Regions from separate parts of the Mus musculus genome. Here all the other regions are linked to region 1. The links are chromatin loops, found by intact Hi-C in ENCODE. Cell type or tissue: heart. All regions are shown on one strand.

Region 1 (8,000 bases):
ACACCAGCTGACAGGGAGAACATAGCCTATCTCCCCATCAGCTACTAGGACTCTGCAGTAACACGCATGTCCTCCTCTGCTCATGTGCCTAGACCAAGCTTGCAGATCACCAGTGCTGCCAGTAGAGTTGAGTCCTACACATCTCTGTCACCTCTGGAAAAGGAGCAAAGACCACAGAGGAGAGATGGCAAAACCTAAGAGGATGATGTTCCCTCCTCACCACTGAAGATACCGGGCTCACAAGTGGGTGGTGAAAGACAAGAAGGATGCTGGGTCAGGTTGCAACTGGCTACTAACACCTCTACATGTGTCTCAGCTACCTCCTCCTAGGAGCTGTGAAGGAGTACAGGGAGATGTAGACTGGTACAGGAGTGGAAGAAAGATGAGGAAACCATAGGAGTTGGTATCATCTCCTTTCCTAATCCATTTCCGACCTCTCCTGAGCAACATCTTCCTACAAACTACTGCGTACTCTCTGTACATGTGATGCTGACGCCATCACTTTATCTCAGCATCCACCACCTGCCCATGGAAATCATCACCCCATCCCTCAACCCAGACAAACTCATCTCTCTCCCTTCTACGATGGGCGAGCCTTACTGCCAATCCCTGCCTTGCCAGAGTGTTCTTGTGAGAGAGAGGCTGAAGGAGCCGGTGCATACAGAGGATAAAGCCATGTGACCACTAAAGCAGAGGCTAGAGCAAGGTGCTATGAGCTAAGAGAAGCCAACCACTACTGAAAGCTGTTTACAGGCTGGTGTGAGTACTGTCAAGCCGGGCAGGTACAAAGGTCCAGCTTTCTGCCTTTCTAGCTGCAGTGGATATGTCAAGTGGGGGAAATGTACCCCAGATTGCTCAGGATCCTCCTTTCTGAGCCTCACTACAAAGGCCTTGGTCATGGTCTCCTTGGGGAACAGTAAAGTCACAGCTAAGATCTACTTCAAGGAGGTCACCAGGATAGAGTCAGGCCAAGCTGTGGGGCAGCAGTGTAAATAGTCATGCTAGACGCCCCTTCGTGTGGAGGAGAGTCTGGGCATAGGGGACCAAAAGTCCATGCTTGTCAGGGGACTCATGCACTAGAATGGACTTTCTCCACACCCTGGCTAAGGGAGCGAGGGAGGGTGGGGTAAGATTACTAACCATGAGTGAGCGGCAGGTCTGCAGCTGCTGTACAAAACCGTGCATGCATGGGTAGAGGACGATTGTCTTGCCAGGGATTATAAGATTCCAGGGCAGCATGTGGAGGGATAGATGGGCATGGAAGAGGAAGACAGCTTCCCACAGAGCCAACAGAGCAGCCAAAGCAAGGAGGATGGGCCCTCCACACTGGGATGGCTTTCTTGGTCTCCAACCCAGCTAAGTTTCTACCTGGAGGTCATGACCAGGAGGGGAAGAGTCCAGGCCCTCAGTGTCTCCAGTAACCTTGGCTCCTGGGCATGCTCCATGCGCAGAGCCGGGCTGGGGCCTGGGAACATACCCACACTGTACCTGTCAGAAGTAAAGAGCAGCCCAGGACCTGACTGGGGATATATATATATATATATATATATATATATATATATATATGTCAGAGGGCAGGTGCTGAGCTCAGTTCAGAAGGAAGCCAGTCCATTAGGACTTTGACCAAACAAAAAGGCTCGGAGGCCAGCACCACTGGCCAGCACCAGAACTATGGCTGCAGGTGGCCAAAGCTGCCATTTCTACCTTAGCAGTGACTGGATAACCCTCAGATTTTCCATCATGGCCACATTTAAGTATTTGTTGTATTGTCAAACCATGCACTGACCCACTGGTCTTGGACACTAGTTTGGAAAACAGGCTCTGTGCCCAAGCCCTTATGCCCACAAAAACAAAAACAAACAAAAAACAAAACAATTTTTTAAAGGTCTGTGACGGTCACACTGGGTCATGTGCCATCAGGGAACACTGAGGCAGCAGCTCAGGGAAAGGCAGGACCCCTGCCCCTGATGCAGGAAAGACAGAAAGGAAGTCCTCTCCAGCCAGGAGGCTGCTCAGCCTCCGGCCTTTGGGATGCTCCCTGATGACGTCTGGTAAGAACTTAAGACTAAAGAAAAGTCAGAGGTAAATGGGAGCAGGAGTGGGGATCACAGAGGTTTCCCCACAATTAAGCAGAAATGGGGATGGAAAGAAGCGAGTGTGAGTGGAGCCAGGCAGGGGAGGTACCCGAGGTCCCTTCTGTGGGAAGGATGCCACCAGCTGGGGAACTTTGCTCAAACAGTCATCCCGGCTGTGGGAAGCCCACTTCCTCCCTCCAGAAGAGTACAAGGCTCATATACTTTGCCCAGTAAGAAGGGATAGAGGTAACCACAGCCACTGGCATGTGCTGCCATCACGAGCCCTGGCCAGGGCACAGCCACTAGGAGAGGCCAACTTAAAGCACTTGGTGGCCAGCTCTGGGTTCCCAGATGGCCTGGAGGAAGGGTGGGCCACAGAAGAGAAAACACACTCAAATAAACTGAGACAATTCTGAAAAACTTCTCTCAGACACAGGACTTCCTGCAGAAGATGGAGATGCCACAGGAAGTGGTGCTGGGGGGAGTGACTCCCTAGCTCTCGCTGGCCCTGTCTCAGGAAGCCACTGCTGGAAACACCTGTTCACACCTTTCACATTGGCCCTCTTGGCTCAAAGCAAGCCAGCTGGAAGTCTAGCTCAGAAGTACAGCATCTGGCTAGCATGTGCAGGCCCTGGGTTCCATCCCCAACATTGAAAAAGATACAAGCATCGAAGCCGTGGCCCCTCCCCAGGTGTCCCGGTTACACCCCTTCCTCCTTTCCAGAATAGCTGTTTTTGTTCCTCTTCCCTCATATGTGAGGAGCCTTGCTCCTACTCAGTCTACGGTTGTCTGAACATTGACTTGTACTTGACTGAAAACATGGAACATGGCCAGGAAGGGGATCCTGGGATCATAGCATTGCCATAGACCCAAGTGCTGAGCACTCTTCAATCTCTTCTGCCCTATGCACTAACAGGCCTGGAGCACACAGCACGCCCAGCTCTCTAAAGGCAGGTGCTCTGGGTCTGAGGCCTAGCTCTGACACTGGCTTGGAAGGAGCAAAGCCCTCTAGGGGAGGTTCTGGGAAAGAGCTGCTTAGCCTCAGCTGTAACTGAAAAGCACATTCCTGGGAGTGTCAGCAATGGCATAGCCTCTAACACAGGGAGGTTAGGCACCCAGGAGAACAGTAACAAGTACCTGCCATTAGGCTGGATGAAGCAGACCACGGAATGTTTCACTGCTATGGCTAGAGAGAAAGGGTGCGAGTGAGGGGCAGGGTAGGAATAGCTGGCTTGCTCAAAGCGACTGGGAAAGGTCTGGCATCCATCCACTCCTAACAGCTGAAAGGCTTTTAATGAACTCAGGATGTAGCTCAGTGGCAGAGCACAAGCACTTGCCTTGCCTGCCTGAAGCCCTAAGCTCTATCTATCTCCAGCATTACAACCCAACAAGCAAACCAACCAGACAGACAGACAGACAGACGGACGGACACACACACACACATACACACACACACAGAGGCATGCTTTCAAAGACCTTAATAGATCTAGATTCCCCACTCCCCTTTCCCTTCTCCACATTTCCTGAAAATTTCATCCATCCTCCTGGGTGATCTCTCGCTGTTCAGAAGGGATGCACAAGGCCTTCTGGGGAGATGGCAGTTGAGCCTAAAGCTTTCACAGTGTAATGCCAGTGCTAAATGTGGCAGCTTGTACCAGGCACAGGAGCCTCAAGCAGTAATTTGAGTGGAACCCAAGCCTAGGAGCAGAAACTTCCCTGAAGAGCAGGCCTGGGAGATGGGCAGAGCACATACTTGGGGTTGGATGCTTACACCGATCAGAATCCTCCCACCTCTTGCCTGCAGCCACAATATTGACAGGTTGCTAAGAGTTCCTCGAGCGAGGGCTGGAGCCCATCCCGGGAAAGAGGAAAGCTCGAGGGCTGGGCCTTGCCAGACCCATGGAGGCACATCGCTGACCTCTGTCTCGCTGTGGCAAGGAGCCCAGACTTGTTATATAAAAGATCTGGCCTGCAGCTGGAAGCCGAAGCAAAAACACGCAGCTCAGAACCCAGGCCACTCCAACTTGGCCAGAGAATGTCTGAGGCCAGCCCTGCCTGGGGTGACAGAGAGAAAGCTCCATGAGAAATAGGACAGCCACTGGACAGAGGCTGGCAAACAGGAAATGACCGAGGTAGGGATACGCTGCCTGATGTCTAGCAAAGCAAGATGCTCATGCATCCACCTACTTGAAGCAACATCAAGGTCCACCCCTGCAGGAAGCCCTCCGTGATTTACTACATTATCTGGCCTGAGCCATAGAGAAAGGAGTGTGTACTGCCAGGCTCACGAGGGATGAAGCATGCCCCTGTCTCCTTATCTAAGGATAAAGGGAGACCAGTGCAGGCTCCCGGAGAGCGCCTGCTCCCCTTCACCTCCTTCCTGCACTTCTACAGAGGACTGGCCATTGATATCACCTTACTGCTTTAACCTTGTTTCAATTCTTTTTGATACAACAAGGGGCATTTCTGGAAGACTCTTGCTCCTCTAGACTTTGCCAGACATCAGCCCCATGACATCCCTTGGTTGTCTGTTCTCGGGCCTTCAGGCAACTGGAAACCAGGCTCAAAGAAACCAAATCTTGTAACCATTGGAAAGGAGAGGGTGTTCAAATGTTCATTAGACACATTTGAAAGTGGATCTCATAAAAAGAAAGGAGCTGGTGGGATGAGCTGAGGAGGCAGAGCGAGCTGCATGGAGCATGGGGGTCCATACGACCCGGCTGTCATGCAACATGGATGGGGGCAGACTGGATACACTCTACACAGCAAAGGAAGAGCTGCCTCACCCCTTCTTGTCCTGTTACCCAGAATGAAGGGCTGGGCCAAGCTAGGTGTTCTTCCCTGCAAGTTGAAGAGGACTCAGCTTAAGCTGCCCCCAAAGGGAGCCTGGCTCTTACCAAACTTAAATGCTAAGAAGACTGAAATCCTAGGTCAGACTAAGAAACTTCTTTGGGTAATTTCCAGATGAGATTGACTTTTTTGCTCAAGTTAACAAATCTTATCCAAAAGATGGACACATGGGCTGGATGGTCTGTGGAGATCCCTTCCAAGGGCAGGACTGTTCATGAAAACACAGGAGAGAAAGCTGGGCTGTGCAGGACTCGGATGCCCTGGAGCAGCTCTGGCCTGGCTGCTGGCAAGGTGTAGCTCTTCACGAGAATGCCCTACACCTACTGATCCAATGGGGTCGACCCTGGCTCAGCGCCTCTTTGGCCACTTCCTCGAATGCCTGGGGAATGCAAACTGGACCAAATGTTGGCCTTAGTTTAACTTCAGGAGGGCAAATCTCATTTTAAAAGTCCCAAACTTAAAAGCCAGCTGCAGATTCTCCACATGTAAACCCTGAAATCCAAACTGTAAGCCCCAGCTTGACGTCTCTTTTCCACCAGGTGGAATGCAAACTCATTTTCACCTATGTTTACAAAAGAAAACAAAGATGGAAAAACCCTGGTAAACAGTAGAAGAAGAAAAGCTTTTATGTACACCCAAAACCCAGGTCAAGTCACTTTTGTGACAGAAGTCACCAGTGGCCTCAGCCAGCCCTCCCACCCCCCTGATCCCATTACCTGGGTGGCCTTGTCATTGGTACAGCAGGTGAAGGCCCCATCGGCATCTCGTGGCCACTGGCCCAGAAGGTAGGAACTGAGGATGGTGTCCAGGGAGAACGTACGCCGGACCTGGGGTGGCTGAGGCCTACACACCGACTTTTCTGGGGCCACCGAACATGGAACGCTGGCTGAAAGAGAGCACAGCCCGCAAGGCCTTGCCATCAGCATGGAGGAAGGAGTCATGGCAACCAGCCTCCTCTCTTCCAGGATACCTCATCTGCCTGCCATGTCTTCCCACCTTCCTGAAAGAATTCACAACAGCAAAGGCCCATCCTGTCTGACCAGCAACCCTGACTTCACGTCCTCACTGGATCCCTTCTGACCACTTCACAGTGGACACAGAGGTCCCTTACGATGTCCTTTGTTCCTGCTCTAGGGTACTCTGAGCCCAGCACTCCCAGGTGTCCACTCCGAGAGACTCCCTGGAGGAACTGTTTCCTAGCCTCGGAGGGAACTCCATGTTCATAAAACACAAGCCTTCTTCCCTTTTTACATTTTCTGCCCTCCTTCCCTCCTCCTGCATCCATTTTGAATCTTCTTTGCTGCACAAATGGCTCAATTAATTAAAAAACATTCTTTTCTTCTTTTTATGGTGTTAAAGACTGGACCCAGATCCTTACATAGGCCAAACAAGGACTGTATTCCACAGCGCTATGTTTTTGAGATAGGATCTTGCCATATTGCCCAGGATGGCCTTGAATGGGCTGTGTAGCCCAGGCCCATCCTGAATTCAATCCTCTGCCTGTCTCCCAAACTGGGATTTCGGGTGTGTACCACCAGGCCCAGCATGAAGGGTCCTTACTACTTCCTCCAGCCCAGGCAGCTCCAGGAGAGCTAGGGCACTGGCCCAGAAAGAGCCTCAAAGCTCTAAGCCAAGGCGTGCAGCAGAAGACAGCAGCCAAGTCTGCGGGCCTTTCCCAACCCCTTCTCTGACTTTTATCTGAATGGCAAAAAACAAAACACAAGAAGGGGCAATTATAAATGCATTCATTTTATTTTATGTTGGCTTAAGATTTCTGGGAGAAATTAAAAGTTGAAACTCTTTTTAAAACATAAGAGTTCTGGGATCATCTGGAAGTCTCAGGGGTCTGAGTTGACTCTGTTTTCTATGTCCCTGTTCAAACACTCCACTATCTGAGGATCTATAAAGACTCTCCTTTAAACAGACAAACTGCCTTCACATCTGTAGTAATCCCTTGTGATTTATGTGTATATTCAGCATAGCAGAAGGAACTGGGAACTGTAGGTATAAATAGACTTGAAGAGGTTTACATTAAAAAGACACAGAAAGATTGGCAGTTCCCCAAAAAATTAAACATAAAATTCCCTTCGGGTCCAGAAATTCCAATTCTAGGTAAAGACTCCCCTCAAAAAAAAAAAAAAAAAAAAAAGAAAAGAAAAAAAGAAAAACACCTCTGAAAGCAGAGATTTGAAAAGTTATTTATATATGTATGATCACAGTAGCATCAATTATAATAGCCATAAATTGAAGGCAACCTGGTGGCACAGGGTGAAATAGTCCAGATACAGACAGACAGCAAATGTCATAGGAGTCCACCTTCATGAGACATCTGGAATAGCCAAATCCATAGGGCCAAGGACGACTAAGGTGACCATGAGCACAGAAGGAAGGGGATGGGGGGTTCTGTTAATCGATGGTTACCTCTGGGATGGTAAAACATTCCAGAAATGATAGTCTGATGGCTACACTATAAATGTACTTATGCCATGGAATTGTAAACTTAAGATGCTTAAAATGGTAATTTTGCTGTTGTTTTGCTTTTGTTGTTTGTTTCTTTTTTGTTTGTTTGTTTTTGATTTTTTGAGACAGGGTTTCTCTGTGTAGCCCTGTCTGTTCTAGAACTCACTCCGTAGACCAGGCTAGCCTCAAATTCAGAAATCTGCCTCCCAAGTGCTAGGATTAAAAGCATGAGCCACCACTGCTCGGTGGGTTGTTTTATTTTTTAAGACAGGGCTTCTCTGTGTAGCCCTGGCTGTCCTGGAAGTCACAGAAATCTACCTGCCTCTGCCTCTCAAGTGCTGAGACTAAAGGTGTGCACTACTGTTACCTGGCAGTGAATTTTACATTATTTATGTTAACCAGCTTTTTAAAAAAAAGATACCAATAATGTGAAATTCTTCAAATTAATTTAGATACTTACATATGTTTTGACAGGCTCCTAATCAATATAAATTATAAAATATATTTTGCATTGTTTTATATATTACAAAATCCCAATTCAAAGTATCAATGATCTACATATTTGCCATTTTAAAGAATTTATGATATCAAACAGTGATTTGTTTAACCATTCCT
Region 2 (8,000 bases), 110 kb after region 1:
ATGGCTTAGTGGTTAAGAGCACTGACTGCTCTTCCAGAGGTCCTGAGTTCAATTTCCAGCAATCACATAGTAGCTCACAACCACCTATAATGGGATCTTCTGGTGTGTCTGAAGACAGCAACAGTGTATTCATATACATAAAATAAATAATTCCTTAAAAACTGTTTCTTCCCAGTAACAGTATGCAGGAGGGTGGTAGACGCTACCATTGTCAAACACCAGTGTTTGTCAGGAGGCAAAGGCAGTTAGTTCCTTGTATGAGGCAAAATAGCAATCCTGTTCCAGTTGGTCACTTGAAAAGAAATTCTGGAAAACAATCTCCAATTCAAATATACATAGAACCAGAACCTAGCTAAAGTAGAAGCTGTGCTTTTGAGGCAATTCACTTTAAAGAAGCTCTGTGACCTCTCTGTACCTCGGTTTTCTTATCTGTGAAATGGGATAGCAATGACATTTTCCCCATGAGGTTGAAATAGGCTACTTTTCATAAGGCAGTTAGGACAGTACCAGGAACACAGTAGGTGCTAACTAAATGTTTCCATCTATACAGCACACATTGTTGCTCTCACGTGTATAAGCCAAACGCTCCCCTGGTAGTTGGACAGATCAAGGCTTGACCCTCCCCATCCAGCAGAGTTGGCCAGTCTGTCTTGCCATTAAAGTGCTTAGGAGAATGCACTCTGCTATCCTGGCTGCCTTAGAAGGAATCTCCCAGCCTTCCATCATGGGTCACCATCTCAGAAAGGTACCTTCAGGTTCACGGTCACCCAGGACTCTGCCTCTGCACCAAAAGCCAGTTCCTCTCTGTCTCCTGCTGTAGTGCACACTGATGGCCCGATCAGGAGAAGCAGGGCAAGGAGAGGCAACATGGTGAGCAGGTGCCTCTCTGTCCAGGGAGCCCCACTCAGCCTGATGCCACCTCCTCCAGCAGGCTCCGGTCCCCACGGGGCCACTTGTATGTGGCTGAGATGTGTCCTAGACTCTCTGCTTCCTTCCTATGCCTCACCCCACCTTTGCACTGCTTCATGGGACAGCCTCTCTCCTTGGCTGATAGAGCCAGTGACATCAGGAGCCTAGACCTCCCCATTGCCACCCCAACATTTGATCCCAAGGCTTAACACTGATGCAATACCAGCCTTCCCTTTGGCAGAGTTCCCTCCTGTGACAGGTGCACAATGGCACAGTATGTGGGACCTGGAGGTTACAGCTTGCCAGGGATGACAACCCCCATGGGAAGAGAGAGGGCGGTATGGTGCTTCCTTCCTGCACTTCCTGTCTGTCACTGCTGATCGGCCACTCCCACCCCATCTCTTCTTTCTCTGTACTCTTCCCATCCTCTCTCTCCATCAGTGCTGAGAACACACTGCCTGCCCTGGAAAGTGCCAGCCCTAAAAAAAAAACAAAAACGAGGCTTCTTACAAGTGGAAAATGAGATTTGCCAGAAAAATGGCTTCCGAACCCCAATGTCAGCTACTGACCCACAGTGATTTTCCACTTTTTCCGTGGCCTTCTAACACGGAACCACACTTGTCCCTTCTGCTTGTAGCCTGTGTGCTTCCATATCACACTCTTCTACAAACTACAAACTCATTCTCTGTTCAGCTCCTCCCTCTCGGCCTGGCCATCCGTTCATCCATCCTGTCAACTGTAGCATCATCGTTGAATAGCTATGTGATCCTCTGGCTATTACTTAACCCCTCTATGCCCTAGGACCAAAGGCTGGGGACAAATAAGATAGTGCACATGGGACATTCAGCACAGAGTGGGATGTCTATATTTAATGTCCATTAACTATTGTTAATGTTATTTTTTTTCTTGAGATAAGAGTTTCTCTGTGTAGTCATGGCTGTCCAGGAACTTGCTTTGTAGACAAGGCTGGCCTGGAACTCAGAGATTTACCTGTCTCCCAAGTGCTAGGCTAGTGTCCCCATGCTTGTCTGGCTAACTATTGTTATTATTACTATTATTGGGACTGGATGGGAAGATGAAGAAGACACTGTGTCTAACCTCAACGCCAGAAACCTGTGGTGCGCTGCAATAGGGGTTGTTTCAGAATACTAGGACATGCTAAAATGCAGATTCCCTGGTTCAGGCCAGGCTGAACATCTTTTACAGATGTGCAAACAGGCAGGTCAGACTCGCTATAGGCTAGCCTGAGGATCCCAGCATGGGCTCTGGAATAGGAGGTAGCCTTCCCACCATAGGCACAGATAGATTAACTTTAGTCTGTGAGGAGTCTCTCCTCCTCTCTCCTCTCTCCGCTACAGGAGGGAAGTTTAGTGATGGGGCCATAATTTGGACCTCCACACTCTGCCCTGACTCTCTTGAATTACACCCACCCTGGTGTATATTTTTCTTGATGGCACCTGACTTTAAAGAGATGTGTTTGAGGAAGTTTGAGAAAAGGAGAGGAACCCAGAGAAGCCCCCAGACTTCCTCTCTCTCTCTCTCCTCTCTCTCAAGTATGTGGGTACTCTGTCTTCAGACACACCAGAAGAGGGCATCGAATCCCATTACAGATGGTTGTGAGCCACCGTGTGGTTCCTGGGAATTGAACTCAGGACCTCTGGAAGAGCAGATGGTGTTCCTAACTGCTGAGCCATCTCTCCAGCCCCTGTGAGGAGTTTCTGAGCCTCAGTTTCCCTGTCTGCAAACTTGCTACGGTGCAAGCAGTTCATGAATGACTGCGTAAATCGTTCACAGGCACAGCAGACGCCCGAGCCTCGGCATTGGTCTCGAGGTTCTCCACCTCGCCGGTGAAGGAACCACAGTGCATGGGTCAGGATGTGGTGGGCGCACTGTGTGGACACAGCGGGGAGGCACTGGGCAGATGAGAGGGTGGAGGGAAGAAGAGAGAGAAAACCCCAAAGGTCCGGAAGACCAAGAGGGAGGCGGGGCACCAGCTGGAAACCGCGGCTATTTGCAGCATCGCCCTCGGTTTGCGGTCAGGCTGAGGCTGGAAGGCCGGACGACCGGGATCGCAGCCCCGCCCGGTGCCCTCGGCCACCCGGGCGGGCGAGGCCCTAGCCGGCGAGTCCCCTTCGCTGCAATGTTGAGGCGGGTGGACTGGGACGCCGAAGCCAGATGGATGACAAGGCCACCGGAGGACAGACCGCTCTGTCCTCGTAGGGTAAGGGAAACGCAGGGTGGGTGGCAGATTCCGGTTGAGGTCGGACCCGGGGGTAGGCGGGGCCCCGGCAGGATGGGACTTCGGTACTAGCGCAGTCGGGCACGATCGGGCGAGCAGCGCCCTCCAGCGGTCGAGCCGAGCAGTGCCCCCGACTGGCCGAACCGGGGCAGCGCCCTCTATCGGCTGAGGCCGGCAGCAACCCTCACCGACTCAGGAGGGCAGATTGAGCTCCGGAACAACTGCACGTGGGCGGCCCGGGTCCCGGGCGGCGCTCTGGCCGCGGGGCGGGTCGCGGCAGCGGAGAGGCTCCCTGGGCGCCGGGTGGGCGCGAAGGATTGCTAAAGGCTGCGGTTTGGCCAGGATTGCGGAGCCGAGAAGAAAAAGATGCAAGCGGACAGGGATGAAAAAAGAAAAAGCCGAGGGAGAAAAGGGAAACACTAGATGCCGCGGGCGAGCTGCGGGCAGGAAGCCGACGCTTCCGCGCACCCACTCGGCCAGAGGAGGGGGTCGTGGGCCCTTTAGAGGCCGGCTCCCGGAGGCCAGGCGCCACGGGTGGCAGAGTCGGGATTCGAACCTGGGTCTGCATTCGGCTCTTGTTTCGTTCACCTCCTAGATCAAGGAAACGGAATGGGGGGAGGAGGGGGGAAGCGATGACGGGGCTGGGAGGGGCTCGGGTGAGAGGTCTTGGCTGCCCCGTGGAGACACTTGCGGAAGAAGGCCAGATGTTAAGGACTGATCTAGGGACGCCGCTGGACCCTGCTTCCGTCCTACCAGCGCCCCCACGTGGAAGCTTTTGACCGACTCATCGCCCCTCCCAGAGCGCCGCGTGCCCGCGAGTTGGGACCGGGGTGCAGGGTTCTGATGATGTTCTGTTCTTTGCATAGAAGAACAGTAGGTTCCTTCCAGTGGCGGGGGAGTAAAGTGGCTCAGGTCACCCGAGAGCCCAGACCTGGAGCAACAAATAAAAACCCCGTGCTTGGACCCCTCCATTGCAATAGCTTGGACATATATATTCATTCATTCTCTCCCCTTTCCTTCCCCCATCCTCCCTCTCCCCTTCCCCCCTCTTTCTCTCACCTTACTGTTCCCCCTCATTGGCCATGAATTTATTGAACGTCTACTTTGACATAGCAGGGCATCTACAGAAGAGCAGGCACACTGGGCAAAAGGCTCCATCTCTATCCTCACTGGTCCTTACAGTCAGAGTTGGGGTGGACAGATATTTACCCACATTTCCACTACTGAACCCAAATCTCTCATGTTCTTGGCATCTTTAGCCTGTTAGGCTGTTGGCCTCTAGCCCTGGTTTCCCATATCTCTGGCAGGGTCCAGATTAAATTTCCTGAAAGTGTTGCCATATCTACTGCTAGCAAATCAGGATTTGGTGTTATTGTTACTGTTGTTTGGGTTTTGGCGTTCGTTTGTTTTGTTTTGTTCTATTAACCTTTTATTTTACGTGTATGGGTGTTTTGTCTCCACTGTGTCTGCAGAGTGTGGAGGTTCAAATTATGGCCCCATCACTAAACTTCCCTTGCTGTAGGAGAGACAGAGACAGAGACAGAGAGGGGGGGAGAGAGAGAGAGAGAGCACGCTCGAGAGAGAGCACACTTGTAGGGAGTAAGAAGATAACACGAGAATTTTTGTGCAGCGTTTGTTTAGCTCGCTGTCAGCATATAATAAATGGCAGCAATTATTGCTGTTAATAATATAATTAAACGACAACATCCATCTACATTCCCTGGGAAAGCCCAGATTAAGGAAAGTCATGGGGCATTCCCTGATGTTTCACCATTCAGTTGCTTCTTAAAATATGGCAGCTAGGTGCCTGCCATCAGACTGGGTCTCCCTGTATGGAGTGTCTTCCTTAGACAAAATTCAGCATCCTGGATCTTAAAGGGTGGGCACAGGAAGGGTGGTGAAGATGGGATGTTAGGAGTTCTGGGTTCTAGAACTGCCCCTTGCCTCCAGGGGAACAGAGGAGCCTTTCTGAAGTGCTCACTTCTCCCAGCGCCTGCAAACAGTAAACCCTCGGGTCTGACCCCATTAGTGAGGGGAGAGAAGCTCTGTTTAAAACCAGTCTTCTCTTCCTGGAGCCTGGTCTGAGTGCTGCGGTGGAGTGAACTGCTAATTGAAAATGTTGATAATGCGTTGCCCCTGGTCTGCGGAATAGAGCCTCCCTCCAGTTCCCGCCGTCTGCAAAACAGCTTGCTGCTCTCAAAAGGCTCTAGCATGGAAACAGTGCCTAGGAGGGGGGAATCAGGATGGCCGGTCTCAAGGGGCACCTGGGCTAGCCTTAGAGGACATACTTTGTCCTGCTATCCCTGACCATGACCTTGGACATCTAAGCCACCCAAACTAGAGAGGGCAACTGGAGATGAGGAGATGCCCCTGGTCCCAGTCCTAGATCTGCCCAATCCTTCTATTGTCTGTGGTGAACATGAGGCCAGTGTGGGTAGCTTGGGGCAGATGAGGACAGCTTGGGGTTGGGAGAAAACTCCATTTCTGATGTCCAAGCACTTAGGATCGAAGCAGAGGTGACTCTAGACATCAAGATGTCCTGAGTTCCCTGGGCCTAGCAGGACTGGAGCTGGGACCTAGGCTCTGCCATTTCACGTGGGCCTGATCCCTGTTCCTCCGTTCTGACCCTGAAGATACAGACAGCCAAGGGTTATTTCATACCCCGTCTCCACTCAGCCTTCAAGGACTACGTAATGTCAATCTTTATCTTTTTGTTGTTGTTGTTGTTTTCGAGACAGGGTTTCTCTGTATAGCCCTGGCTGTCCTGGAACTCACTTTTGTAGACCAGGCTGGCCTCGAACTCAGAAATCCACCTGCCTCTGCCTCCCGAGTGCTGGGATTAAAGGTGTGCGCCACCACGCCCGTCTCAATCTTTATCTTTTAAAACTTTTTAAAAATATATTTTATTTTACGTGTATGGGTGTTTTTGTCTACATCTTTATGCAACACTTGTATGTCTGGTGCACATGGTGGCCAGAGCAGACATCAGATATCCTGGGACTGGAGTTAAAGAGGCTGTGAATCACCATCGAGTGCTTGGAATCCAATCATCGTCCCTTGGAGGAGCAGTCTTTGAGACAGTCTCACTCTGTAGCCCAGGTTGGCCCTTCCTGGAACTCACCATGTAGACCAGGCTGGCCTCAGAAATCTGCTGGCCTCTGCCTCCTGAGTGCTGGGATTAAAGGCGTGCACCACCACTGCCTGGCCAGGCTGGCCTTGAATTTTGAATCCTTCTGTTTCTGTCGCACTAGTGCTACAACTATGAGTATGCTCTATTCTGCCCAGCTGAGCATCATTTAAAAAAAAAAAAAAAAGTTCACGAACAAGGATCTGGGGCTTGCCTGGGCCATGGCTCTTCAGCAGGGGTAGTGGAGTTTCGTCCTGAGAATGTTCATGTGTATGGGGTGAGGTCAGGATAAGTCGCTGGAATAGTCCCAGGATGACCTGGGGTGGGGCTGGGTGAGGCCAGTCCTGATCTAGAGAAACGTGGGCTGAGCTCAGTGACAGCCAAGGGTGTCCTGGGTCTGAGGTCTGGAGGACAGGAAGTGGGAGGCACTGGGATGATGATGGGGAAATATGGCTCAAGGAGTAAGGATGCCTGGGTGCGCTTCTGGACAGTGTGGCGCTGAGATGCCTGGACTGCCCAGGAGGAGGCACTGGGCTCAAGGAGCAAGGGTGGTGCTGGAGCTGTTAGAGAACACCAAGAACCCTCAAAATGTCTGGGGAGATGGCTCAGTGTGAGGACCTGAGCAAAAACCCAAGAACCCACATAAAAGCCACGTGGGATAGCATGAGTCTGTAGTCCCACCGTCCTAAGGGTAGACAGGAGACTTACGAGGGAGGTTTGAAGATGGATAGCCTGGCATGCCCCTGCCTCAAACGGGGTGAAAGGCAAGAGCTGATGCCTGAGGCTGACCTCTGACCTCTGTGAAGAACATGTGCATGGGGATCAGGGGACAACACCCAGAGAAATGTGAATGAACAGACTAGAGATGAAGAGTGTGGGGTACTACAACCCAGCGAAGTGGGTCGATTGGAGAACATCCAGCAATTAGGAGGGAAAAAAAAGACTAAGCATATAGTAGGCTGTCTATAAGGTGATCCCATCCGCTTAGTAACACGAAAAACATGTCCATTTATAAACGGATACATGCAGATGCCAGGACAGTGTCAAACACTTTGCAGAATTGGGGTTCAGTCTGGGAAGCAGTTGATGTATGGGAAGGGGAGCAGGAAAGAGACAGATCTGGGACCGGGGGAGACACAGGGTGCCTTCATTTCTCTCTGTAAAGGGTTGGTTTTTGTTCTTTAAATTTTTACATGCATTTGTTTGTTGTTTGTTTGTCTATGTGTTTTGTTTATGAGGTAGGGACATGCCCATGTGTGTGGTCAGGGGACAACCGAGGGAGTTCATTCTCTCCCTCCATCCCGTGAACCCCAGGGGTTGAACTCAGGTTGTTACAGTTGGCTACAGGCAGAGTCATTCCACCAGCCCAAGTTCTGGTGTTTTAACCTGGGGTGTGGCTCTGGTTTTGCACACTTCGGTGTGCCTTGTGCAATGAGTAAATTCTGGGAAAGAGACCGCAGTGGAAGTCTGAGAACCTTGGAGGAGTGTTTCAACTGCGGCTGGGGTCGAGTGCTGCTTGCCTGGCATGCCTGAGGCCATGGGTTCAATCCCCAGCACCGAGCAGGGGGGTGGGCGGGATGAGACTTAAGGGAGTGTCAGTTACCTCACTAACCAGCTGGAGAGGTAGTTAGCCCTGAGGCAGGGGGATGACCATGCTGAATTCTGCAGGAGTCAGTGAGTCTCCAGTGCCCAGGGGCTGGTGGGCAAGGATAGTGTTGAGACATG
Region 3 (8,000 bases), 56 kb after region 1:
GACTGTCCCCGCCATCCCAGTCTGCTTTAGTTAGCCCTCGTCTTGGGCGCAGATTGCAGCAGCATTTGAACTAAACTACTTTGGGCTTCCCTGCTTCTCTGATCCCTCCTCTAAAAGCTGCCAGAAGTAAATCTCTAAACTGCAAGTCTGATCACGGAATGTCTCTGCTTAAAGTACTTCAGTACCAGCCTAGCCCCTCCAGTCCAGTCTCCCAACCCAGGTACAGAAGGCTCTGCAGGAACTGGTTCCCAGCACCATTTTGGCAACCATTTCACTCCCCCTTGCCAAGTCAGTTACCCCAGACAGGACGCTTGCTCCACACCTCAGCTTCTCAACATGCTGTACTCTTTGCATGGAAAGCCCCTGGTTTCTGTCATCCTATTAAATTTTTCATTCACCTTTCATCTTTTTCCTACTTTTCAGACGAAATGCTCCGCCTGCCTCTCTGTCCCGGTGGATCCTTCTGTCCTTCTATTTTTTTTTTTTTTTTTAGTAGTCCATAGCATTTGAGAACAACTCAAACTCATAGCTCCACTGAGGGAAGATGCTGTTTTCTCCATCTTGGTATAACATGATGTCTGTGTAATTGCTAGGTTTCTAAAGCTGAAGTGAGCTAAATAGATAGAAGTGACCACTGACACCACAGGAAAATACCAAACAGTAGGATGCTATAGTCATGATTAGAGAGACTGCAAACAAACAAAGAGCCATACATCAAGCACTTACTCTATCTCAGGAACTTGCTGAGTCTTTCAAAACACTCATTTCTTTTATTCTTTCCAACCACTTAGTCAGCTGGTCATTAGCACAAACACTTTAAGATGAGAAACTTAGGTCAATTTAAAAACCCATCCAAGGGGGCTGGTGAGATGGCTCAGTGGGTAAGAGCACCCGACTGCTCTTCCGAAGGTCCAGAGTTCAAATCCCGGCAACCACATGGTGGCTCACAACCATCCGCAACAAGATCTGACTCCCTCTTCTGGAGTTGTCTGAAGACAGCTACAGTGTACTTACATATATTAGTAAATAAATCTTAAAAAAAAAAAACCCATCCAAGAGCAACACAGAGAGAAAAAAAAAAAGACAGAGCTGATCTGCATCTGACATCAAAGCCTTGTACTCAATTCTAGTGAAGCTGATAATGAGGAGTAGGGACTGTGTTCCTATTGGCTGGGAAATGGAGGGGGGACATATCTACCAACGTTTGAAAATATGCAGTAGTTTCTGAAAAATAATGTCACCATGTTTTATTACCTTACAAACAGTAAATCAGGAAAGTCTTTCTGAAGACAGAAAAGAAATTACAGGGGGTTGGAAGATGAATCCGGTCTAGGCTGACCTAGAACCATGTAGCTGAAAACCTTAAACTGAATCAAGCTTTTGATTCAAGGACTGGGAGTACAGATGTGTGTCACCACAAGCCAACTTAAAAGGATATTATTCAAATATAAGAGGCTGTTAGCACTAGTTAGGGAGTTAGAACATTCCAGAGTAGCCCCAGGAACATATCCTTACGTGAAAAGAACAGTGATAGAATGGATTAAACACGAGAGAGCTAAAATAATACAAAGGAAAATATCTGAGCCCTTTTCAAGCAAGTTTTTATGTGCAAATCAACTCACAAAGATTGTTAAAAGGTATTTATACTAAGTACTAAAAGCAAAATACCGAATGCTAATGGCGTCAACAATGGCTTAAGCTATTCCCCACCCCCAGCCCCAGGGAATGTGGGCTAAGGGTCTGGAATTTTTTTAACTCCGAAGAGTCCTCTGTTTAGCATGTCAATCAGGTTTGTATTCTGTTCTTAAAGCCTCTCTCCAGGTTAGCCAGCCTCAAATGGAAATTCTGATAGGGGCCTGTGGGGGTTCAGGGGATAAAAGCACTTGCTCTTTCAGCAAGCTGGATGACCCGAGTTTGATCCCAGAGACACCACAAAGGTGGAAGTTAGGAATCTATTCCCCAAAGTTGTCCTCTGAGCACTCACCTGGTCATGAGTGCGTGCTCAGCTCACACACACACACACACACAAATCTGGAACCAGAATTCTATCTTGGTAATTACTGAGGTTGCTTTGATTCCAGCAAGTCACTCTTGGTTCACCTTGGTTCTTTCAAGTCCTCTGAGGCTAAAACTTCAAGGCCTACAAACCACTTTCCAGACTTTTCTTTTTCGAGACAGGATCTAGCCTGGAACTGGCCATGTAGACCAGGCTGGCCGTAAGCTCATGATTTGGATCTGCCTGCTTCAAAAAGCATGCACCCCCACCCCCACCCCCCCACCTGGTTCCAGACTTTTCGTATAGCTCTTTCTTCTAGTCTTAATTTCTTCTTCTTATGGCCTTTTATTATTACTTGAATACCCACTCCCTTTCTAGTGTCTTTCAAAATACTATTTCTCTCTCCACTCAGTTCTTGGCTCTTGCATTTGTGCTACAGAGGTCACACGGGCTGAATGAGGTTCAACACTTCTCCGACTTTTGGTACAGCACCCTCACATTCAAACCACGTCCTCCGCCCCTCTCCGGGCCACCCAAAGATCTCAAACCAAAGCAGAGCACTGATAAGCCGGGGGCGTTTCACAACAGAGATAAACTGGAAATTCTTTGGCGCTCCGGCATCCTGAGAATGGCTCTGCATCATCTCATAACTTACTTCTTGTTCTCTTAACGCAAGGACAAGGCATAAAGAGAACACTCTACCCCACTTCAAGACCGACAACGACCCTGTCAATCCTTTATTCAAGCCCCATTCACACCACTCCGGAACACGGAATAGCTCTTACAGCAGTTCCTTGGGCAAAATATCTCTTGCCAGTTCGGAGTTTACAGAATGAACGGAAACGTCCTTCGGCCGACTAGGAAATGAAAGAGTTAAAGATCGACAACCTGATGGATTCTGGGGTTTTCCTCCCTCCACGCCACAAATTAAAACGACGAGGAAGGAAGAGTTTGCCCAATGTAAAGATGAAAACGGTTACCTTCAACTGCCAGACTTCTGCCCCAAACAATCATGGCTACCTAATCCCACACGAATGCCGCCTACCTAACTAAAAAGGTCTAGCCGAAGGTTTCACCACTGGTGCCGTCTCCTGCCCAATTCCAAAATGGCGCTGACTGGCCTCACTAAGAGTTTCGAGCTTCCCATGATCCTCACTGGCCTAAAGGTCAGGTGACGCAAGCCTCAGCCGGAAGTTAAGGAATAGGCGCTTCCAGCCCGCGGCGCTTGCGCAGAAGGCTCTAGACGCTGAGAGGTAGGAGGCACTTGGGATCGTCCGCAGGGTTTGGGACAGCTACAGAGGCCGCCACGGAGCCCGCCGGAGCCCCCGTTCCTGCTGGTGCTGCCGCCGCCCGAATCGGAACCGTCGGGCTGCAGCCGCCGGCAATGCCGCGAAGGAAGGTGAGAAATGGCAGAGAAGGGATGGCGGGTTTCTAAGGGGAGTCGATTGAGTAACGTGACGCGGTTGGCCACGCCTCGTCGTGCTTGGGTTCCAACTTTCTGGTCCCCCGAACCTAGCCTAGCTACTCTGTCTCCTCTCGGTACCAGACAGAAAAATGTGGGCCCGACCCTGGCCTCGGCCTATGCCTGTAACTATTCCCGCCCTCTGCTTGCCCGGATCGGAGGCGTTCTTGTTAATTGGTCGCGGAAATGTCTAGAAGCGTATTGATTGGATGGTGACGCCGCCTGTTTGGGCCCAACGGTCACCTCCCCGCGTGCGTGGGCGGTGTCTCGGTCTGGCCCCGGTGCTCTCCGACTGGCTGTGGCGAATGCTCTCCCTTCTCTTTATTGGCCCAGCTTTGCAGTCTGTTCTTGTGGCGGGTGCGGCTTAGCAAGGCCTGGATTGGGGCGACCAACGCCCCGCCCTTCCGGATAGAGATGGCGATAGGTGTTGTAAAGGCGAGTTGGGAAGACCACTTTCCTTTCCTGGTGGGGGGATTACAACAAAGCCGAGGATGGGTGGTTAGAAAGCCAGCGCCCACCCCCAAGGGATAGCTCGCAGGCCTGTTGCGTCTCAGTCACCGTCTTCCACCTATTTGTTCAGTTTGACATTTCCTGGTCAGTAAATGTTTGTTGAACTGTATGACATTTGCCCCATATGTTCAGTCGTAAAATGCAAAGAGCAGTGTTACGTGCTAGTTGCTAGGAATTCGAAAAGTATGCGTGATCACTGGCTTAAAGGGTTATCGCTGTTGAGAGAAGAACACAAAGAACCATAGTTCATACAGTCTCTGCTTGAAATTGTATACACTGTAAGAAAGCCGTTAACGTGGGAAATAAGTAAAGAGCTGATTTTCAGGGTTAAGCCAGGCAGAATTGATAGGTCATGGACGGGTGTCAGGGTCTTTGGCTGAGATGACCCTAAAGTTTGCCTTTTAGTGACATTCTGTGCCTCTATTTACTTGTGGTCAGATTTTTGAATGAAATATTTGGATGGATAGACGGTTGGTATTCATATTTCTGCAGAGATCACTCTTCATGGAAGCTTTCCAAGTTAAATATTTACATTAATGTCTCTTGCAATGACCAGAGTTGACAGGTAGTATTTTTTTAAAAGATTAATTTATGTATTTTATGTATGTGAGTACACTGTAGCTGTACAGATGGTTGTGAGCCTTCATGTGGTTGTTGGGAATTGAATTTTTAGGACCTCTGCTCACTCAGGCCCAAAGATTTATTTATTATTATACATGAGTACATTGTAGCTGAGTTTAGACGCACCAGAAGAGGGCACAGGTGTTTGTGAGCCACCATGTGGTTGCTGGGATTTGAACTCAGAACCCTCGGTAGAGCAGTCAGTGCTCTTAACCTGCTGAGCCATCTCATCAGCTCGACAGGTAGTATTTATATCCAGGCATACCAAATACAAGAGACAGACCTACTGGTTTGTTGGAATGATCTAGTCTCCTTTTAGCAGTTTCCAAATGTAAAAGTGGAGAATGTAAATTCTTCCTGGATGTTATGGTACAAGCCTTTAATTCCAGCACTTGGGAGGTGGATCTCTATAGTTTGAGGTACACATGGCTGATATGCTGGGGTGTCCTGACTCAAAAAGAAGAAGAAAATGTAAGTTCTTGCTGGGTATAGTGATACACACCTGTAGTTCTGGCATCCTGGAGGCTGAGGCAGGAGGCTCATCTTGAGCTTAAGGCAAACCTGGGTTATATAATAAATTCCAGGCCAGCCTGAGCTAAATAGCAAGAACCTATCTCAAAACCAACAAAACCCAAATGTAAATATGTTGGTAACTTGGTTGATGGCCAATCTGTCCTAATCTATCCTTAGGTTATTTAGTTTTTTTATATGCCTCATGTAGTGTGATACTAAATTTCTGTTTGCTAGAAAATATTAATGTTTTTAGTGTGGGTTGTTAATCACAGGATATATGTGTCCTCTGTAAGAATCTAGTAACTCCAAACATACTTGGCCCCAGGGAGCTTATTCTTTGAATAAAGCGTTGGGGCCTGGGACTAAGCTATAGCTCAGTGGGGTGTGGTTACTGCCGGGAAGCCCTGAGTTCAGTCCTTCGTCTGTCCCACTCCCTTTTCCTGCCAAAGATAGTAGGACTGAGTTTGAGGAGTTGTAGTGATTTCAGCAAGTACTCTTTGTCCAGCTTAGAAAAGAGCACGTGTCAGTGCTTACTAGGTAAAGTAATCTTCATGGCTCATCACCCTTCCAGAGGCCGAGAGTTATGGCTAGGGTGTGGCATGCGTTTTTCTGAGAACCTGACACGTGGGGCTGCAGGGATTGTTCAGCTGGTCAGAGTACTCATTGCTCTTGTAGAGGACTGGGTTCCAAGCACCTTGTTTCAAGCCTCACAACCGCTTATGACTCCAGTCCCAGGTGACTGGACAACCTCCCTTGACCTCCGAGGGCGTGTATGAGATCAATATACAGGCAAAACTTTCACACATACAGTAAAATAAATCTAATTTTTAAAAAGCCCGGTTTGAATACCTATTTAGTTTTTAGTATAAATTCCTTTCCAGCAGCACTTATAACATCCATGTGGAGAAACTTTGAGGACTGATGGTTAAGAAAATAATTTGTATCTTTTTTTTGGTTAATTTCTTTCAGTGGGTAAGAGCACCCGACTGCTCTTCCGAAGGTCCAGAGTTCAAATCCCAGCAACCACATGGTGGCTTACAACCATCCGTAACAAGATCTGACTCCCTCTTCTGGTGTGTCTGAAGACAGCTACAGTGTACTTACATATAATAATAAATAAATCTTAAAAAAAAAAAAAAGAGCTCCTAGAACTGGAGCTCCAGGTAGTTGTAAGCTGCCATGGATGTTGGGAATTGAACCCAGGTCCTCTGGAAGAGCAGCAAATGCTCTTAACCACCAAACCATCTCTCCAGCCCCAAGAACATACTTTGAAATGACCCCGGTCAGGGTTTCTCTGTAGCTCTGGCTGTCCTGGAACTCTGTTATGTAGACCAGGCTGCCCTGGACTCACAGAGATCTTCTTACTCCTAGGATTAATGGCATACACCACCATGCCCAGCTAATATAATTTTTATTATATTATAATATATAATATAATTTTTGTTGATGGAGAATTTGAATAAAATTTACCCCAAAGTTCAGTGAGGCCTAGCAATAACATTTTATATGCCATCTTGGACTTTTTCTTTTCCTTTTTTTTTTTTAAGGTTTAGTTGTACTATTTTAATTATCTGGATGTGTGTAGGGATGTGTGAGAACAGGTGCCTGCGGAGGCTGGAGGTATTTGGCTCCCTCTGGAGCGGGAGTTACAGACTTCAGTTGTGAACTACCAAGTGGGCAAGTGCTGGCAAATGAACTAGGGTCCTTTGCCGGAGCGGCCTGTGCTGTCAGCCACTGGACTGTGCTTTTTCTTTCGTTTGTCCTTTTTATTTTTTTCTTGACTAGCCAGACCATTTTGATTTGGGTGTTTTGTTGTTGGGTTGGGTGCTTTTATTTCCAATTTCTAGTGATTCAGTCCAGATTGTTTCAGAATTAGTGATAATACACGAAGAATTACTTCTCTTCTCGGTCTGCTGAGTACAGGTGGTTTGGTTGTAGGTCATTCCACTAGCATGTCTGAAAGGAAGGGCAGCGCCTCTGCACAGCAGGGAGGGGAAAGGCTGGCTGGTGGTGGAGTCCTTCCTTATGTTGGAACTTGGTACTTCAGCATCATGGTTCATTTTACTTCCAGTGCTAATAGAAAACTGTAGTAAATGCTTTTGTGCTAATGTCTGGATCTATGGTATTGCAGAGAAATGCAGGCAGTAGTTCAGATGGAACCGAAGATTCCGATTTTTCTACAGATCTCGAGCATACAGACAGTTCAGAGAGTGATGGCACCTCGCGCCGATCTGCCCGAGTCACCCGCTCCTCAGCCAGGCTAAGCCAGAGTTCCCAAGGTAAACATGTTTTCCTTTCCCCTGACTTCTTCACAGTGGACAGTGGTGTCATTCTGTTGTGCTGGTTCATAGGGATACTGCTCCTGAGCTTGATGGAGAGCAGTGGTTCTCAGCCCTCCTAACACTGCGACCCTTTAGTACAATTCTTCATGTTTTCGTGACCCCCCTCCTTTAAATTATTATTTTTTAAAGATTTATTGTGCGTACAGCACCTGTCTGTGTGTGTGCCTGCAGGCCAGAAGAGGGCGCTAGATCTCATTATCGATGGTTATGAGCCACCATGTGGGTGCTGAGACCTCTGGAAGAGCAGCTGTCTCTCCAGCCCCCCATTAAATAATCGTTGTTACTTCATAACCATAGCTTTACTAAGGTTATGCATCATACTGTAAATATCTGATACGCAGGATACCTGACATTTGGCCCCTGTGAAAGGATCATTTAATACCCTACCTACAAAGGGGTTGAGACCCACAGGTTGAAAACCATTGGTATAGGTGGTAGAATGGTCAAAGTGTAAGGCAGCTGCTGAAATACTCGGTCTTCAAAGTGGTTTCTGTCAGATGTTCTTTTATAGGCAGTGGCTTATATAAATGTGAGATGCAGGTGTCTTGAAGACTGT

Evidence for each region. Hi-C counts contacts between places; a loop is a spot of excess contacts. Peaks named below come from ENCODE experiments on the same cell type or tissue, not always from the same donor. Only the 100,000 strongest peaks of a DNase experiment are listed, where the experiment ranks them.
Region 2: it touches region 1 in a loop (2.2-fold over the local background); 2 of 42 quality-filtered maps call a loop at or near these places.
Region 3: a loop joins it to region 1, with 2.4 times the contacts of the local background. A loop is called at or near these places in 9 of 42 quality-filtered maps.

Annotation. Positions count from the first base shown.
Region 1 is chr11:95,361,810-95,369,809 of GRCm38, reverse strand. It overlaps Fam117a (family with sequence similarity 117, member A), which reads right to left. Exons shown (of 8, transcript NM_172543.4): 2 at 5,642-5,811. Among named protein-coding and RNA genes, the nearest start is that of Slc35b1, 19 kb to the left of the region's middle. In heart, a CTCF peak has its summit at 3,086; DNase peaks (open chromatin) are centred at 2,639, 3,179, 4,019, 5,219 and 2 weaker places.
Region 2 is chr11:95,254,569-95,262,568 of GRCm38, reverse strand. It overlaps Tac4 (tachykinin 4), which reads right to left and starts at 1,040. Exons shown (of 4, transcript NM_053093.2): 1 at 750-1,040. The coding sequence starts at 869. It overlaps Gm11515 (a long non-coding RNA gene), which reads left to right and starts at 2,606. Exons shown (of 3, transcript XR_388972.1): 1 at 2,606-3,130. In heart, a CTCF peak has its summit at 3,933 (motif pointing left); DNase peaks (open chromatin) are centred at 988, 3,178, 3,878 and 6,639; H3K4me3 peaks cover 1,705 bases; H3K27ac peaks cover 1,639 bases; H3K27me3 peaks cover 1,384 bases.
Region 3 is chr11:95,305,430-95,313,429 of GRCm38, reverse strand. Kat7 (K(lysine) acetyltransferase 7) reads left to right here and starts at 3,184. Exons shown (of 15, transcript NM_001195003.1): 1 at 3,184-3,395; 2 at 7,234-7,381. The coding sequence starts at 3,381. It overlaps Gm11520 (predicted gene 11520), which reads right to left and starts at 3,014. Exons shown (of 3, transcript NR_155298.1): 1 at 2,977-3,014. In heart, a CTCF peak has its summit at 7,605 (motif pointing right); DNase peaks (open chromatin) are centred at 3,129 and 3,699; H3K4me3 peaks cover 2,699 bases; H3K27ac peaks cover 2,568 bases.